Regions from separate parts of the Homo sapiens genome. Here region 1 is linked to region 2. A link is an interaction called in ENCODE POLR2A ChIA-PET data of the cell type or tissue named here. Cell type or tissue: K562. All regions are shown on one strand. Links, peaks and the distances in the headings refer to the core of each region. The heading gives the core; the rest is flanking DNA. Region 1 has its middle 9.0 kb from the start of TARDBP. Region 2 overlaps LZIC (leucine zipper and CTNNBIP1 domain containing).

What was found. Peaks named below come from ENCODE experiments on the same cell type or tissue, not always from the same donor. Only the 100,000 strongest peaks of a DNase experiment are listed, where the experiment ranks them.
Region 1: POLR2A ChIA-PET joins it to region 2 with 5 read pairs; 2 of 35 experiments call an interaction of 5 or more read pairs at or near these places.

What each region holds. Positions count from the first base shown.
Region 1 is chr1:10,995,527-11,011,808 of GRCh38, reverse strand. No RefSeq gene overlaps it. Among named protein-coding and RNA genes, the nearest start is that of TARDBP, 9.0 kb to the left of the region's middle. In K562, for the core only: no CTCF peak of the experiment used is centred there; no DNase peak of the experiment used is centred there.
Region 2 is chr1:9,928,057-9,930,556 of GRCh38, reverse strand. It overlaps LZIC (leucine zipper and CTNNBIP1 domain containing), which reads left to right. Exons shown (of 8, transcript NM_032368.5): 8 at 100-2,500. The coding sequence ends at 158. Among named protein-coding and RNA genes, the nearest start is that of LZIC, 14 kb to the left of the region's middle. RefSeq lists an enhancer at 2,234-2,500. In K562, for the core only: no CTCF peak of the experiment used is centred there; DNase peaks (open chromatin) are centred at 1,026 and 1,436; H3K4me3 peaks cover 279 bases.

The DNA.
Region 1 (16,282 bases), core at 3,673-6,172, 1.1 Mb before region 2:
CACCCAAGGAATAAATGGTAGACCTGGGATTTGAATCTCGAGGCACAAAATGCTAACTTGTTCTGGCTCCAGCCCTTTAATAATAATAATAATACAGTACTTCATCTATTTTAAGGCACACTTTTTGTTTCACTTTTTTTTTTTTTTTTTTTGAGACGGAGTCTCGCTCTTGTCCCCCAGGCTGGAGTGCAGTGGCGCAATCTGCAGCTCACTGCCACTTCCAACTCCTAGGTTCAAGGGATAGCTGGGATTATAGGCGTGCAAAGACACCATGCCCGGCTAATTTTTGTATTTTTAGTAGAGACAGGGTTTGGCCATGTTGGCCAGGCTGATCTCGAACTCATGGCCTCAAGTGATCCGCCTGCCTCAGCTCCCCAAAGTGCTGGGATTACAGGCACGAGCCACCTTTCTTTTCTATCTTTTCTTTCCTTTCTTTCCTTTCCTTCCCTTCCTTTCCTCCCTTCCCTCCCTTTCCCCCCCTTCCCTCCCTTCCCACCTTCCTTCCTCCCTACCTCTCTCTCTTTCTCTCTCTCTCTCTTTCTTTTCTCTTCCTTTTTTTCAGACTCCCTCTGTTGCCTAAGGTGGAGTGCAGTGGCACAATCTCAGCTCACTGCAACCTCCGCCTCCCCGGTTCAAGCAATTCTCCTGCCTCAGCCTCCTGAGTAGTTGGGTCTACAGGCATGCACCACCATGCCCGGCTAATTTTTGTATTTTTAACCCCTGTTGGCCAGGCTGGTCTCAAACTCCTGACCTCAGGTGATCCGCCCACCTCGGCCTCCCAAAGTGCCACCACGCCCGGCCTTTGTTTCACATTTCTTTTTTTTTTCTTTTTTCTTTTTTTTGAGATGGAGTCTCGCTCTTTTGCCCAGGCTGGACTGCAGTGGCGCTATCTCGGCTCACTGCACGCTCCGCCTCCCGGGTTCACTCTATTCTCCTGCCTCAGCCTACTGAGTAGCTGGGACCACAGGCGCCCGCCACCACGCCCGGCTAATTTTTTTGTGTTTTTAATAGAGACGGGGTTTCACCGTGTTAGCCAGGATGGTCTCAATCTCCTGACCTCGTGATCCGCCCGCCTCGGCCTCCCAAAGTGCTGGGATTACAGGCGTGAGCCACCGCGACCGGCCAATGTTTCACATTGCTGAAGTCAGTATGTGATTTCAGTTCCAGTTCCAGTTGATGATGATGTGTCATAGTTTAACTGGCAACTATTTATGTTTCTTTGTATATACATGTATCACACTCAATGAAATACAGTTACAAGTGTTTACACAAAATACTTTATTTATTTATTTAAGATGGGGTCTCACTCTGTCACCCAGGCTAGAGTGCAGTGCAGTGACCTCGGCTCACTGCAACCTCTAACTCCAGGGGTCAAACGATCCTCTCACCTTAGCCTCCGGAGTAGCTTGGACCACAGGTGCACACCACCACACTCAGCCAATTTTTTATATTTTTTGTAGAGACAGGGTCTTGACATGTTACCCAAGCTGGCCTCCAACTCCTGAGCTCAAGCGATCCATCTGCCTCAGCCTCCCAAAGTGCTGGGATTACAGGCGTGAGCCACCATACCCAGCAGAGAAGTCGGTTTTATCACTCCCATTTTACAGAAGAAAAACCTGAGGCTCAGAGACCATATGACAGGCCTGAGGTCATACAGTTGCTCAAGGATGTCACCTAGCCCATAAATTGCTGTCCCAGGTTGGTCAGACCCTAAACCTCTGCACTATGTCCACCACACTGGCCACTTTCTGTCACAAGACTGAGACCGAGGTATTTAGTGCGGGTAGTGCTGTGGAGTCCTGGACACTAGCTCCAAGTGGGCAGAGCTGGGTATGCAGAAGTTCCTAGAGACAGGTCACACAGGAACATGACCCCAAAGGCTGGCCCTTCTCCTAAGAAGTTTTCAGGCTAGTTGGGAGGACAAGCAAACACTGTCTCAAAGAAGGTAAGTAACTCAGGAAGATAATTATAAGGCCAGAGGGAGACTGGACCACAGATCTTCCTGCTCCTATCTCAGTTGTCTCTGGGATTCAGCTTTACAGCACTGATTGTCAAAAGTTGTTTGAAACACAACATTTTTTTTTTTCAAGACAGAGTCTTGCTCTGTCGCCCAGGCTGGAGTGCAGTGGCACAATCTTAGCTCACTGCAACCTCTGCCTCCCGGGTTCAAGCTATTTTCCTGCCTCAGCCTCCCAAGTAGCTAGGACTGCAGGCGTGTACCACCCCACCTGGCTAATTTTTGTATTTTTCGTAGAGACGAGGTTTCACCATGTTGGCCAGGCTAGTCTCCAACTCCTGACCTCAAGCAATCCTCCCGCCTCAGCCTCCCAAAGTACTGGGATTACAGGCATGAGCCACTGTGCCTGGCCCAGGCCCTGGTTTTCAACTGGGTCACTTGGGGACTTACCTTCTCCCCTTCCATCAACCCCCTTGAATTCTCCCAGCTCATCAGCTCCATGAGGCAAACAGGACACAGCTCCACAACATTCCTGAAAACTGAAAGAAGCCTGGGCGCGGTGGCTCACGCCTGTAATCCCAGCACTTTGGGAGGCCGAGGTGGGTGGATCACCAGAGGTCAGGAGTTCAAGGCCAACATTGTGAAACCCCGTCTCTACTAAAAATACAAAAAATTAGCAGGGCATTGTGGCAGGCACCTGCAATCGCAGCTACTCCAGAGGCTGAGACAGGAGAATCGCTTGAACCCGGGAGGCAGAGGTTGCAGTGAGCCAAGATCACACCATTGCACTCCAGCCTGGGCAACAAGAGTGAAACTCTGTCTCAAAAGAAAAAAAAAAAAAAGACAAAACTGAAAGAAATACTAGGGCAATAATGATACATAGATTTATTTATTTATTTATTTATTTTTTGAGACGGAGTCTTGCTCTGTCACCCAGGCTGGAGTGCAGTGGCCCAATCTCGGCTCACTGCAAGCTCCACCTCCCGGGTTCACGCCATTCTCCTGCCTCAGCCTCCCAAGTAGCTGGGACTACAGGTGCCCGCCACCACGCCCGGCTAATTTTTTGTATTTTTAGTAGAGACGGGGTTTCACCGTGTCTCAGTCTCCTGAGCTCGTGATCTGCCCGCCTCCGCCTCCCAAAGTGCTGGGATTACAGGCGTGAGCCACTGTGCCCGGCCCTATTTATTTATTTATTTATTTATTTATTTATTTATTTATGTAGGTGTGCACCACCACATCTGGCTAATTAAAAAAACTTTTTTGTAAAGACAGGGTCTCATTATGTTGCCTAGGCTGGTTATGAATTCCTTGCCTCAAGTGATCCTTTCACCTTGGCATTCCCACATGCTAGAATTACAGGCACATACCACCACCCAGCCAATAAAGATATTTAAATAAAAGTAACTTTAGGGCCGGGAGTGGTGGCTCACACCTGTAATCCCAGCACTTTGGGAGGCCGAGGCGGGCGGATCATGTGAGGTCGGGTTCAGCCTGACCAACATGGAGAAACCCTGTCTCTACTAAAAATACAAAATTAGCCGGGCGTGGTGGCGCATGCCTCTAATCTCAGCTACTTGGGAGGCTGAAGCAGGAGAATCACTTGAAACCAGGAGGCGGAGGTTGCAGTGAACCAAGACTGAGACATTGTACCCCAGCCTGGGCAACAAGAGCGAAACTCCATCTCAAAAAAAAAAAAGTAGCTTTAGGCTAGGCACAGTAGCTCACACCTGTAATCCCAGCACTTTGGGAAGCCGAGGCAGACAGATCACTTGAGCCCAGGAGTTCGAGACCAGCCTGGGCAACATGGTGAAACCCCATCTCTACAAAAAATGCAAAATTTAGCCGGACCTGGAGATGTACACCTGTGGTTACAGGTACTGGAGAGGCTGTGGTGGGAGGATCACTTGAGCCCAGGTGGCAGAGGTTGCAGTGAGCCAAGCTGTTGCACTCCAGCCTGGGCGACAAAGCAAGTAATAAAGTAATAAAGTAATAAAAATCTTTATTGTATCAAGATTAATTTCCTCTTCATCTCCATGTTTTTAGCTCCTGCCAAAATTAGAAGCTGCCTTCCCAAATAGTCTAGGTCTAATTTAGATTTTAAAAACAAATTTTTTACATTGAAATAATTTAAAATTTATGATAGAGTTCCAAGAATAGTGCAAAGCACTGCTGTGTTCCCTTCATCCAGATTCATCAACTGATTACATTATGTCACATTTGGTCTATCACTCACTCTCTCTAGACATGTAAATTAATAACATGGCTGGGCGCAGTGGCTCACGCCTGTAATCCCGCACTTTGGGAGACCAAGGTGGGCAAATCACCTCAGGTCTAGGAGTTCAAGATCAGCCTGGCCAACATGGTGAAACCCCATCTCTACTAAAAATACAAAAATTATCTGGGCATGGTGGCTCATGCCTGTATTCCCAGCTACTTGGGAGGCTGAAGTGGGAGAATCACTTGAACCCAGGAGGCAAAGGTTGCAATGAGCTGAGATGACGCCACTGCACTCCAGCCGGGGCAACAAAACGAGACTCCATCTCAAAAAAAAAATTAATTAATAACATATATGTTCTTACTTATCCATTGAGATTAATGACAGACTGCGTGCCCCTTTGCCTCTAAAAAGTTTGTCTTTCCTAAGGACAAAGACATTCTCTTACACAATCACAATACTGTTATCAAATTCGGGATTTTAACATTAATGTAACACTCTTTTCTAATATACAACCATTTTAAAATTTGGCCCTTCCCGCCCCCGCAGAAAAAGAAACAAAAACAGGTTGCTGTGGTGGCTCACACCTGTAATCCCAGCACTTTAGAAGGCTGAGGTGGGTGGGCAGATCCCTTGAGCCCAGGAGTTAGAGGCCTAGCCTGGGCAACATGGTGAAACCCCATCTCTACAAAAAAAAAAAAAAAAAAATAAGCCGGGCATGGTGGTTCACACCTGTAGTCCCAGCTCCTTGGGTGGTTGAGGTGGGAGAATCACCTGAGCCTGGGGAGGTCGAGGCTGCAGTGAGCAGTGATCACATCACTGCACTCCAGCCTGGGTGACAAGAGTGAGACCCTGTCTCAAGAAAAAAAAAAAAAAGAAAGAAACAAAAACAAAACATGTCCTTTGAATAATTTTTCTTTTTTTTTTTGAGATGGAGTCTCGCTCTGTCGCCCAGGCTGGAGGGCAGTGGCGCGATCTTGGCTCACTGCAAGCTCCGCCTCTCGGGTTCACGCCAATCTCCTGCCTCAGCCTCCTGAGTAGCTGGGACTACAGGCGCCTGCCACCACGCCCGGCTAATTTTTTTGTTTTATTTTTAGTAGAGACAGGGTTTCATCGTGTTAGCCAGGATGGTCTTCATCTCCTGACCTTGTGATCAGCCCGCCTCGGCCTCCCAAAGTGCCTTTGAGTAATTTTTCTCTCTGATCTAGGATCCAATCCAGGAACATTGTATTCCATCATTGTGGCTCTTTCAACTCCTTCAATCTAGAACACTTTCTCAGCCTTTCTTTGTCTTTCATGCCATTGGCACTTTTGAAGAGTTCAGGCTTGCTTTGTTTTTGGAATGTCCCTCAATTTGGGGTTGCCTGATGTTTCCTCATGATTTGATTCAGATTATAAGTGTTTGGCCGGGCGCAGTGGCTCACACCTGTAATCCCAGCACTTTGAGAGGCCGAGGCAGGCAGATCACAGGGTCAGGAGATCGAGACCATCCTGGCTAACACAGTGAAACCCCGTCTCTACTAAAAATACAAAAATTAGCTGGGCACGTGCAGTGGTAGGCGACTGTAATCCCAGCTACTCGGGAGCTGAGGCAGGAGAATCACTTGAACCCGCAAGTTAGAGGTTGCAGTGGGCCGAGATCGTGCCATTGCACTCCAGTCTGGGTGACAGAGTGAGACTCCGTTTCAAAAAAAAAAAAAAGAAAGAAAAGAAAGTACATTTGCAGGGCGCTGTGGCTCATGCCTGTAATCCCAGCACTTTGAGAGGCCGAGGTGGGCGGATTGCAGTTGGAGACCAGCCTGGACAACATAACGAGACCTGTCTCTACAAAAATTAGCCAGGTGTGGTGGCATGCACCTGTAGTTCCAGCTACTCAGGAGGCTGTGGTGCCAAGAGGTAGAGGTTGTAGTGAGCCAAGACTGCACTATTGCACTCCAGCCTGGGCAACAGAGTGAGACCCCATCTCCCCCAATTACCCACCAAAAAGAAAGTAAATTGCAGACATCACAGCATTTCACTCCTAAATTCTTCATCCTGCTTCTCCTAAGAACAAGAATATTGTCCTTCATAACCACAATGATAATCATAAGAGAAAATGAATAATTATTTCCTGCTATCATCTAATACCTGGTCCACATTCAAATTTCTACAATTGTTCCCCTCAAATGTCTTTTATAGCTGTTTTCTTTTTCTTTTCTTTCTTTCTTTCCTTTTCTTTTTTTTTTTTTTTTTGAAACAGGTCTCACTCTGTCACCAAGGCTGGAGTGCAGTGACACAATCCTGGCTCACTGCAGCCTCGACCTCCGGGACTCAGATGATCCTCCCACCTCAGTCTCCTGGATAGCTGGGGCTACAGGTGCATCCCACCACACCAGGATATTTTTTTTGTATTTTTTATAGAGATGAGGTTTCACCATGTTGCCCAGGCTGGTCTCAAACTCCTGGGGTCAAGTGATCTGCCCGCCTCGGCCTCCAAAAGTGCTGGGATTACAGGTGTGAGTCCCTGCGCCCAGCCTGTATTTTCTTAAAATAGGATCCAATTAAGCTTCATGCATTACATTTGCTTAGTATGTCCATTAATCTTTTTAAAATCTAGAATAATCTCCCTATACAAGATACTGACTTTTGGAAGAGCTCTGGTCAGGTAGTTTGTAGAATGTCGCACCTTCTGAATTCATCTGGTTGCTTCCCTGTTGTATTACTCAGCACACTCCTCTATTCCCTATTTTTCCTGCATACTGGAAGTTAGATCTAAAGACACGATCACATCCAGGTTAAACACAATGGCCACAACACTTCTTGGGCAAAGCCTTGAATATCCCAATGCTCCTTATCAAGAGCCACATAATGTCTGGCTGTTTCACTTTTAGTGATGCTAAATTTGATCTCTCAATTAAGACTGTGACCACTGGCCGGGTGCGGTGGCTCACGCCTGTAATCCCAGCACTTTGGGAGGCCGAGGTGGGTGGATCATGAGGTCAGGAGATCGAGACCATCCTGGTTAACACGGTGAAACCCTGTCTCTACTAAAAATACAAAAAATTAGCCAGGTGTGGTGGTGGGCGCCTGTAATCCCAGCTACTCGGGAGGCTGAGGCAGGAGAATGGCGTGAACCCGGGAGGTGGAGCTTGCAGTGAGCCGAGATCACGTCACTGCACTCCAGCCTGGGCGACAGAACGAGACTCCGTCTCAAAAAAAAAAAAAAAAAAAAGACTGTGACCACTAGATCTCTCCACGGAAAAGATGTATTTCCCCCCTTTGCAAAATTCCAGTAATCTCTAGATGATACATTGGCACAGGGCAAACATCCCATTTCACTACATCCTTTCACCTAATGGTTTAGCATCCACTGATGATCCTTGCCTTACTCTGTTATTTTATTGGGGGTTACAAAATGGAAAGTTTTATTTGCTTTTATTTTTTATTTTATTTATTTACTTATTTATTTTTGAGACGGGGTCTTGCTCTGTTGCCCAGGCTAGAGTGCAGTGGCACGATCTTGGCTCACTGCAACCTCTGCCTCCCAGGTTCAAGTGATTCTCCTGCCTCAGCCTCCCAAGTAGCTGGGACTACAGGCACCTGCCACTGCACCCAGCTAATTTTTGTATTTTTAGTAGAGATGGGGTTTCACCATCTTGGCCAGGCTGGTCTCAAACTCCTGACCTCGTGATCTACCCGCCTTGGCCTCTCAAAGTGCTGGGATTACAGGGGTGAGCCATCACGCCCAGTCTGTTTTTATTTTTATTTTTTTAGGGATAGGGTCTCACTCTGTCGCTCACCTTGGAGTGCAGTGGTGCAATCATGGCTTACCACAGCCTTGGCCTCCTGGGCTGAAGCGATCCTCCTGCCTCATCTTCCAGAGTAGCTGGGGCTACAAGTGCACCACCATGTCTGGCTAATTTTTTTTATTTTTAAAATTTTTTGTAGAGATGGGGTCTTCCTACGTTGCCCAGATTGGTCTCATGTTCTTGGCCCTAAGCGATCCTCCCGTCTCGGCCTCCCAATGTGCTGGGATTACTGGCATGAGTCAACTCTTCTCCGGTACGTCTATATTCTTTTGTAAAGAATTTTCCTTCATCACCTGGAGATGAACCACAGTTCCTCCTAACTGCTTAATCCTTTATCAATTTTCAGGATAGACTGACACAATAATCACCTCCAATAGTGACAAATTAATTGTATTTTTTTCTTGTTTAAAAATAGTCACGGCTGGGTGCAGTGGCTTAGGCCTATAATCCTAGCACTTTGGAAGCTGAGGCAGGTAGATTGCTAGAGCCCAGGAGTTCAAGACCAGCCTGTACAACATAGGGAGACCCCATCTCTACAGAAAATTTAAAAACTAGCCAGATGTGGTGGTGCACACCTGTAGTCCCAGCTACTTGGGAGGCTGAGGTGGGAGAATCAGTTGAGCCGGGAGGCGAAGGTTGCAGTGAGCCAAGATCATGCCACTGCACTCCAGCCTAGGAGACAGAGTGAGACCCTGTCTCAAAACTAATAATAATAATAATAATCACTATGAACTCTTGCATTTTTATTTATTTAGTGTTTCAAAATAGGTTATAGTCATTAATGTTTCTAATGATCACATTATTTTACTCAGGCTCTGTGGAAACCCTTTAAACTGACTCTAAGTCCATTGGATGTGTCTCTATTAGCCTTTGAGCACATTCTTGCCTTCTGGACCACCAAGATGTACCGGGCTTGTCTTATATTTTCCCTGCTGTATCCCTGGAATCAGCCATTCCTCAAAGGATCTATGGTTTTTTGTTTTGTTTTGTTTTGTTTTGTTTTGTTTTGTTTTGTTTTGTTTGAAACGAAGTCTCGCTCTGTCACCCAGGCTGGAGTGCAATGGTGTGATCTCAGCTCACTGCAACCTCCACCTCCCAGGTTCAAGTGATTCTCCTGCCTCAGCCTCCTGAGTAGCTGGGATTACAGGTACATGACACCACACCCGGCTAATTTTTGTATTTTTAGTAGAGACAGGGTTTCACCATGTTGGCCAGGCTGGTCTCAAATTCCTGATCACATGATCTGCCCACCTCGGCCTCCCAAAGTGCTGGGATTACAGGCGTGAGCCATCGTGCCCTGCCAATCTCTGGTTTCTTATAGTGGGAAAAACGATTTAGAAATCAGAATCAGGGCATTAGGTTGTTGTCAGAAGCATTTTTTTGTTTGTTTGTTTATTTTTTTGAGACGGAGTTTCGCTCTTGTCGCCTAGGCTGGAGTGCAATGGCGTGATCTCAGCTCACTGCAACCTCGGCCTCCCAGGTTCAAGCAATTATCCTGCCTCAGCTTCCCAAGTAGCTGGGATTATAGGCATGTGCCACCACACCCAGCTAATTTTTGTATTTTTAGTAGAGACGGGGTTTCACCATGTTGGTCAGGCTGGTTTCGAACTCCTGACCTCAGGTGACCCACCCACCTCAGCCTCCCAAAGTGCTGGGATTACAGGCATGAGCCACTGCGCCGGCCTTGTTTGTTCTTTGAGACAAGGTCTGGCTCTGTTGGTCAGGCTGGAGTGCAGTGGCCCAATCTTGGCTCACTATCACCTCTGCCTCATGGACTCAAGCCATCCTCTTACTTCAGCCTCCCTAGTAGCTGGAACTGCAGGCACACACCACCACACCCAGCTCTTTTTTTTTTTGTATTTTCAGTAGAGATGGGGTTTCACCATGTTTCCCAGCCTGGTGCTGAACTCATGAGCTCAAGCGATCTGACCACCTCAGCCTCCCAAAGTGCTGGGATTATAAGCATGAGCCACAGCACCCGGCCCACAAGTACTTTTGAAAGGTAAACTAATACTAAGGTAAGATATTTTTATTTTATCACGATTTACTTTCTTTTTTTTTTTTTTTTTGAGACGGAGTCTCACTCTGTCGCCCAGGCTGGAGTGCAGTGGCACAATCTCGGTTCACTGCAAGCTCCGCCTCCCAGGTTCACGCCATTCTCCTGCTTCAGCCTCCTGAGTAGCTGGGACTACAGGCACCCACCACCACGCCTGGCTAATTTTTTTGTATTTTTAGTAGAGACGGGGTTTCACCATGTTAGCCAGGATGGTCTCGATCTCCTGACCTCATGATCCAACCTCCTCGACCTCCCAAAGTGCTGGGATTGCAGGCGTGAGCCACTGCGCCTGGCTTACTTTCCTTTTAATTTAAGCATCTTAGCTGCCAAAATTAAGGTATGCCTCCCTTATTTGTTCTAGATCTTGGGTTTTTAAAACCATTTTTTGTAAAAAGCCAGTTAGTACATAAATACAAATAACAAAAAAACTGCAGTCTCTTGTTCTCCCCAGCCCCTTCCATATCCCTTATCAGAAGTAACCATTCTTTTAGTTGTTTCTTATGGATATACCTACATCTTTTAAAATAATAAATCTATCCTGCAATTAAAAAAAATTTTTTTGAGACAGGGTCTTGCTCTGTCACCCAGGCTAGAGTGCAGTGTCTCGATCTCAGCTCACTGCAACCTCTGCCTCCCGGGCTCAAGCCATCCTCCCACCTCAGCCTCCCCAGTAGCTGGGAATACAGACATGTGCTACCATGCCTGGCTAATTTTTGTATTTTTGCTAGAGATGGGGTTTTGCCATGTTTCTCAGGCTGGTCTCAAACTCCTGGGCTCAACCTTGGCCTCCCAAAGTGTTGGGGTTACAGGCATGAGACACCATGCCTGGCCTTATCCTGCAAAATTTTCATTTATTCAATTTAGAAAGTATCTACTGATTTCCTATTATGTCTAATGAGGGTTTTTTAGCTCACACTTCATTATCATTTCCTCCATCCTCTTAATATACTGATACCTAATATCACCATTTTTGGTTAAATACATATTCAATGTTTTCACTATTATGACTACATAAATTGTGTTCATGACTGAGACAAGTTTTATCTTTTCTTGTGCAACTTTACTTTTTCCTGGAGTTAATAATTGCCTTGCTTTTTCATTTGCTTTGTTCTCTTTGAACATCTAAATAATCATTTTATGCCCTCCAAAAGTTGTGTAAATGTCTTGAATAAGGTTTTCTTCATAGTCAAATCTGTCAGCTAGTTTGTGATTTTTTTGGGGGGGGACAGAGTCTTGCTCTGTTGCCCAAGCTGGAGTGCAGTGGCGTGATCTTGGCTCATTGCAACCTCCGCTTCCCAGGTTCAAGTGATTCTCCTGCCTCAGCCTCCCAAGTAGCTGGGATTACAGGTGTGCACCACCACACCTGACTAATTTTGTATTTTTTTAGTAGAGACGGGGTTTCACCCTGTTGGTCAGGCTGGTCTTGAACTCCTAACCTCAAGTGATCCACTCACCTTGGCCTCCCAAGGTGCTGAGATTACAGGTGAGAGCCACTGTGCCCAGCCAGATAGTTTGTAATTTTTATTTTTTTATTTCTTGGAGTCTTCATGCCTCCTTTCCTGGATTGCTTGCTGGAAATTGTATCAGTTGTCATCCTGGAGACTTCCTTACATGTCTGAAAATGGTCTTATTCCATTTACATGTCATTGGTAGTCCGGTTGCGTACAGAATTTTAGGTTGAAGGTCATTCATACTCAACACTTAGAAGATATTTTTCTGCTGGCGCCTAGCTTCTCTTATTGCTGTTAAGAAATCCATTGCATTCTTGGTCATTCACGTAATCTTCATTTTCTCTCTGGACTCTTTCATGATCTTACCGTATCATCCATTTTCTGAAATTCAAGATGGGCTGATCTGAAGGTAGTCAGTTATCTCAGTTGATCAGTTCAATTCTTTCCCCTTTTCTCACTACTGCACTTGACTAGTCTTAAAAAGAAAAAAAAAAGGGCTGGGCATGATGGCTCACACCTGTAATACCAGCACTTTGGGAGGCTAAGGTGGGTGGATCACCTGAGGTCAGGAGTTCGAGACCAGCCTGACCAACATGGTGAAACCCCATCTTTACTAAAAATACAAAATTAGCCAGGTGTGGTGGCACATACCTGTAATCCCAGCTACTTGGGAGGCTGAGGCAGGAGAATTGCATGAACCCAGGAGGTGGAGGTTGCAGTGAGCTGAGATTGCACCATTGCACTCCAGCCTGGGCAACAACAAGAGTGAAACTCTGTCTCAAAAAAAAAAAAAAAAAAGAATGAAATTCAAGATGATGACTTGGTCTTCCTGAGTATCTTTTTTCATTCATTGTTCTGGGCATATGGTGATCTTTTTGTTATAGAGATTTTTGTCCTTCAATTCTGGGAAAGTTTGTTGTATTATTTCTTTGACAGCTTTTTCCCCAATGATTCCTTGGTTCTCTCTTTCTGAAATTCCTGTTAGCTATTGACTTTCCTACAATGATGCATCATTTTTGAAAATCTTTTTTCTTTTGTTGTTACAATTTTAAAAATTCTACTTTCTGTGAAATTTCCCCAATTTTACCTTCAATATTTTTATTATTATTGTATTTATTTATTCATTCTTTTTTTTTTTTTTGAGATGTAGTCTTGCTCTGTCACCCAGGCTGGAGTGCAGTGGCACAATCTTGGCTCACTGCAACCTCTGCCTCCCGGGTTCAAGTGATTCTCCTGCCTCAGCCTCCTGAGTAGCTGCACTGCAGCTGCCCACCACCACGCCTGGCTAATTTTTGTGTTTGTAGTAGAGTCAGGGTTTCACCATGTTGGCCAGGCAGGTCTCAAACTCCTGGCCTCAGGTAATGCATCTGCATCAGCCTCCCAGAATGTTGAGATTACAGGCGTGAGCCACCGTGCCTGGCACACTGGGGTCTTCCTTTCACATTAGAGGCTCTCTTCTCTTTGTCCAAAATCCATAGCCCAACTCCTTGGACCTGTTGGAATATTTCACAGGAGATTGTTGTTTTGACTCCTTTTATTATTTCCCCTTGGGCAGAAATTGTGCGACCAAAGTGATAACATAATAATTTATTTGAGCATTTATATACCAGGCTCAGAGTTGGCAAATTTAATTCTTACCTCAACTCTATTTACCAAGTACTACTACTATTGACCTTCTCTGAGGAAACTGAGGCACAGAAAGGCCAAGTAACTTGGCCAGAGTCACATAGCCAGTCTGTGGCAAAGCTGAGGTCCTTGGTTCTAGAGCCCACGCTCCTAATCACCTCTAATCCATCTCCTTATTTGGAACCTGGGGGACAATTTGCTCTCTGTTCTTTATAGAAAACAACCACAACATTGTAACACCAGTTACTAAATGCCAGACACTGTTCTGAACACATTATCTGTATAGATTCCTTTAATCCCTAACGGGCCTATGAAGTAGGTACCATATTTAGTCCTATTTTACAAAGAACCTTCTAGAGGTTCAACTTACCCAAGATCACCAGATAGTGACAGCAGTGTCCGAATTTCAAATCTAGGCTGGGTGTGATGCCTCACGCCTGTAATACCAGTACTTTGGGAGGCCAAGGCAGGAGGATCGCTTGAGCCCAGGAGTTCTAGACCAGTCTGGGCAACATAGTAAGACCTCCATCTCTACAAAAAATTTAAAAATTAGCTGGGCGTCGTGGCATCTGCCTGTGATCCAAGCAACTCAGGAGGCTGAAGCAGGAGGATTGCTTGAGCCCAGGAGGTCAAGGCTGCAGTGAGCCATGATGGTGCCACCTCCAGCCTGGATGACAGTTCGAGACCCTGCCTTAAAAAAAATGAAAAAAGAATTTAAAATTTAGGTTTTCTGTCCCTGGAGATCTCACTTTCATTTTCCTTTCTGGGCCTTAGGAGCAGAGTGGAGTTTATTGCCCTCATCAGTTCATGGCCCACCACCCTCCTCAGCCTGGGCAAAGCCTGGCTTATTTTATTTCATTATTTTCTTTTTGTTTTTGAGACAGAGTTTCTCTGTCACCCAAGTTGGAGTGCAGTGGCGCTATCTCGGCTCACTGCAAACTCCACCTCCTGGGTTCAGGTGATTCTCCCACCTCAGCCTCCCAAGTAGCTGGGATCGCAGGCACGCACCACCATGCCTGGCTAATTTTTGTATTTTTTGTAGAGACAGAGTTTCACCATGTTGCTCAGGCTGGTCTCTAACTCCTGGGCTCAAGCAATCCTCCTGCCTTGGCCTCCCAAAGTGCTGGGATTCTAGGCATGTGCCACTGCGCCTGACCTATTTCATTATTTTCTCCAGTTACTCCCAACCCCTAGTCCCTCTCCCCTCCCCCTCCTAGGCCCTCACTAGGGTGTTCATCTGTCTTTGAATCTGCATGTGTCTGTATAAAGCATGCACAGTTGTTCTGTGGGTGTACTTAGCAATAACCAGACATTTATTCAGCACCTACCATGGTGCCTGCCAGGTGTTACCCTAGATCAGGGAGCAACAAACCACAGCCGATTGCCAGCTTTTATACAACCTGCAAGCCAAAAATGGTATATATATATATATATATATATATATATATATATATATATATTTCTTTTTCGAGATGGAGTCTTGCCCTGTTGCCCAGGCTGGAGTGCAATGGTGCCATCTCAGCTTACTGCAACCTTCGCCTCCTGGGTTCAAGTGATTCTCCTGCCTCAGCCTCCCCAGTAGCTGGGACTACAGGTGCCTGCCACCACGCCCAGCTAATTTTTTTTTTGTATTTTTAGTAGAGACGGAGTTTCACCATGTTTGCCAGGCTGGTCTTGAACTCCTGACCTCAAGTGATCCGCCTGCCTCGGCCTTCCAAGGTGTTGGGATTACAAGCGAGAGCCAATGCACCCGGCCAGTTTTTACATCTTTAAATGGCTGAAAAAAAAATCAAAAGAATACAGTTTTGTGACACCTGAAAATTATATGAAATTCAAGTATCAGTATCCATGTCTAAGTTTTACTGGTGCACAGCCACACTCATTTTTTTGTTTGTTTTTTTTTGAGATGGAGTCTTGCTCTGTTGCCCAGGCTGGAGTGCAGTGGTGTGATCTCAGCTCACTGCAACCTCCGCCTGCTGGGTTCAAGCGATTCTCCTTCCTCAGCCTCCTGAGTAGCTGGGATTACAGGTGTGCGCCACCACGCCTGGCTAATTTTTGTATTTTTAGTAGAGACGGGGTTTCTCCATGTTGGCCAGGCTGGTCTCAAACTCCTGACCTCAGATGATCCACCTGCCTTGGCCTCCCAAAGTGCTAGGATTACAGATGTGAGCCACCGCACTGGGCCCACGCTCATTTTTTATGTACATCTCTGGTTGCTTTCACGCCACATTGGCAGAATTGAGTAGTTACAGCAGAGATTGTATGGCACAAAGCTGAAAATACTGACTGTCTGGCCCTTTACAGAAAAAAGAAAATTACTGACCAGTGCTCTAGAGGTTGGGGATACTCTAGGGAACGTATGTGTTTAATTTATATAAATAGAATGATGGTTTAACTGGGGCCGGGGAGCAAATTCAATCTGGGATTTTTGAGAGTGACAGAGAGGCTATTAATTACTGGGACAACTTGGGGTCAACTATCTGTCTCTGGAAAGCAAGGATGCATGATTATCTCTCTCTAACCCTCATTCTGCCCAAGATCACTGGCTTTGCTTGTTGTATTTTAAGAATGTGTTGGCTGGGCATGGTGGCTCAACCCTGTAATCCCAGCACTCTGGGAGGCTGAGGAGGGCGGATCACCTGAGGTCAGGAGTTCGAGATCAGCCTGGCCAAGGTGATGAAACCCTGTCTCTACTAAAAATGCAAAAAATTAGCCAGGCATGGTGGTGGGAGCCTGACAGAGCGAGACTCCGACTCAAAAAAAAAAGAATTTGTTGGCTAGGCATGGTGGCTCACACTTGTAATCCCAGCACTTTGGGAGGCCAAGGTGGGATGACTGCTTGGCCTCAGGAGTTGGAGGCCAGCCTGGGCAACATAGCAAAACCTAATCTCTACTAAAAATACAAAAATTGGCTGGGCGTGGTGGCTCATGCTTATAATTCTAGCACATTGGGAGGCTGAGACAGGTGGATCACCTGAGGCCAGCAGTTCGAGACCAGCCTGGCCAACATGGTGAAACCCCAACTCTACTGAAAATACAAAAATTAGCTGGGCATGGTGGCACACACCTGTAATCCCAGCTACTTGGGAGGCTGAGGCAGGAGAATCGCTTGAACTGGGGAGGTGGAGGTTGCAGTGAGCTGAGATTGTGCCACTGCACTCCAGCCTGAGTGACAGAGCAAGACTCTGT
Region 2 (2,500 bases), core at 1-2,500:
CTGTTTTAATATCTATATGATAGATTTTTTCCCACTTTACCAGGAATTGCAACTGCACTTGAAATAATCTTTTTGTTTATTATGTGTCTTTTTTCTTAGGCTCTGGAGACAAAATTCTTGCTCTGGCAAGTTTTGAGGTTGAAAAAACAAAAAAATGACATGGTGCAGAAGCTTGTAACATTGATCACATTCTTAATGTAAATGGTGTCTTTCTTCTGGGGTTTTCAGTTATTGCAAAGAAATGAAGAGATTCTGGAAATGCATCAATAACCTAAGAAAAAGCGACATAAAAATATACTTATGGCTTGTGTTTATGCTCTTCATCATTGTGCGTTGTGTGCGGTTACCTGCTTGAGTGATCCTGAACTTGTTGCGACAGAGGGACTCACTGGACTCTGTTCGTTATGATTTGTCTGTTTAAGAGAGAAAACAAAGTGGACTTGATTTTTATTAAGGCTGTTTGTTTTTAAGTGTTGATAGTGAACGAAAAGATGTGAAGTAATGATATTTTTCTGCTTACAACTTATCCCCACTCATTGGAGTGAACAGTGACGCAAGCTCAATAGACTTCATAAGTGTTCATAGAATTTTACAATTCTGAGTGATCTTAGAAATCATTTCTGTTTTTACAAACAAGGAAACTGAGGTCCAGAAAGAGCAAGCGACTTTGCTTAAAGTCGCATCAGAGAGCTGAGGGTAAGACTCAGGTGTCCTGACTCCCAGTTTAGTATCTTTTGAATTTTATTTCTGTACCATTTAAAAAAAATAATTAACACTATTTGTGCAAGTCAGTGTTTTTGAAAATTCAGTGTCCCAATAAAAAGTGGACTGCACACTAAGGGACCATCCCCCAGCCTGTAAGCTGTCTGTATTAATGGGGCCCGTTGTATCTCGGAATTTTGAGGTTGGAACAATGGGAGCCCTGTTGAGCGTTTCCTAAAGTGACTTAGCCGCCTGCGTTGTTTGACCAGGGAAGCAACAGGAAATGGCAGCTAGAGGCCCTCCCTGTGCGTGACCTCTTGTCACACTCAGAGGGGGGTAACTGTCAGCTGTTATCTACTCTTCAGGTTTTGGAGAAACACAAAATAAGTTATGAGGAAAAGCAAATTTCTCTCCTGAGTATTTACATGTCTCTGTATGCTCAAATATGCAGATGTGTCCCTATGCGTGTATATTAGCTTATTTTTTAGGCTCTAGCCATTTTATATTCTTTCATGTGCTTCTCAATATTCTTTTTCTTTGCACTTTATACAAATTAAAAGCATTTTTAAAGCTTCTTCTGTACTGTAAACTACTAGGTGCTTTGCCAACCAGACAGATTAGAGGACCTCCGCTACACTGATGCCTTATTTGGAACTTAAAAGAGGTGAAATTCATATATCATAAAATTCACCATTTTAAAGTGTACCATTCGTTGGCAGAACATTTACAGTGGTGTGCAACCATCACTACTCTCTAGTTGCAGAACATTCTTATCACCCCCAAAGGAGGCCCTATACCTATTAAGCAGTTAGTCCCCATTCCCTTCTCCTCCGACTGCTAACAATAGCCACTAATCTGCACCCTGTCTCTGTGGATTTACCTATTCTGGATATTTCATATAAATGGAATCATATGATATGTGACCTTTTTATGTATCTGGCTTCTTTCACTTAGCATAATATTTTCTTTTCTTTTTTTTTTTTTTTTTGAGACAGAGTTTTACTCTTATTGCCCAGGCTGGAGTGCAATGGCGCAATCTCAACCTCCGCCTCCCAGGTTCAAGAGATTCTCCTGCCTCAGCTTCCCAAGTAGCTGGGATTACTAGTGTGTACCACCACGCCCAGCTAATTTTTGTACCTTTAGTATAGAGACAGGGTTTCACCATGTTGGCCCAGCTGGTCCTGAGCTGACCTCAGGTGATCCAACTGCCTCGGCCTCCCAAAGTGCTGGGATTATAGGTGTGAGCTACCACACCGGGACATCATCATATTTTCAAGTTTAACCAACATTATAGCATGTATCAGTACTTTATTCCTTTTTATGGCTAAATAATATTCCATTGTATGGATATCATATTTTGTTTATCCGGTATCTGTTGATGATTTGGGTTGTTTCCTTCTTTTGGCTATTGTGAATAATGCTTCAGTGAACATTTGTGTACAAATATTTGTTTGAATACCTGTTTTCAATTTTTTTGGGTGTACACCTAGGAATGGAATTGCTGCGTTTGTTGTTGTGTTGTTGTTGTTGTCGTTGTTTTTTGAGATGGAGTTTCACTCTGTTGCCCAGGCTGGAGTGCAATGGCGTGATCTCGGCTCACCACAACTTCTGCCTCCCAGGTTCAAGCGATTCTCCTGCCTCAGCCTCCCGAGTAGCTGGGATTAAGGCATGCGCCACCACACCTGGCTAATTTTGTGTTTTTAGTAGAGATGGGGTTTCTCCATGTTGGTCAGGCTGGTCTCGAACTCCTGACCTTAGGTGATCCACCCGCCTCAACCTCCCAGAGTGCTGGGATGAT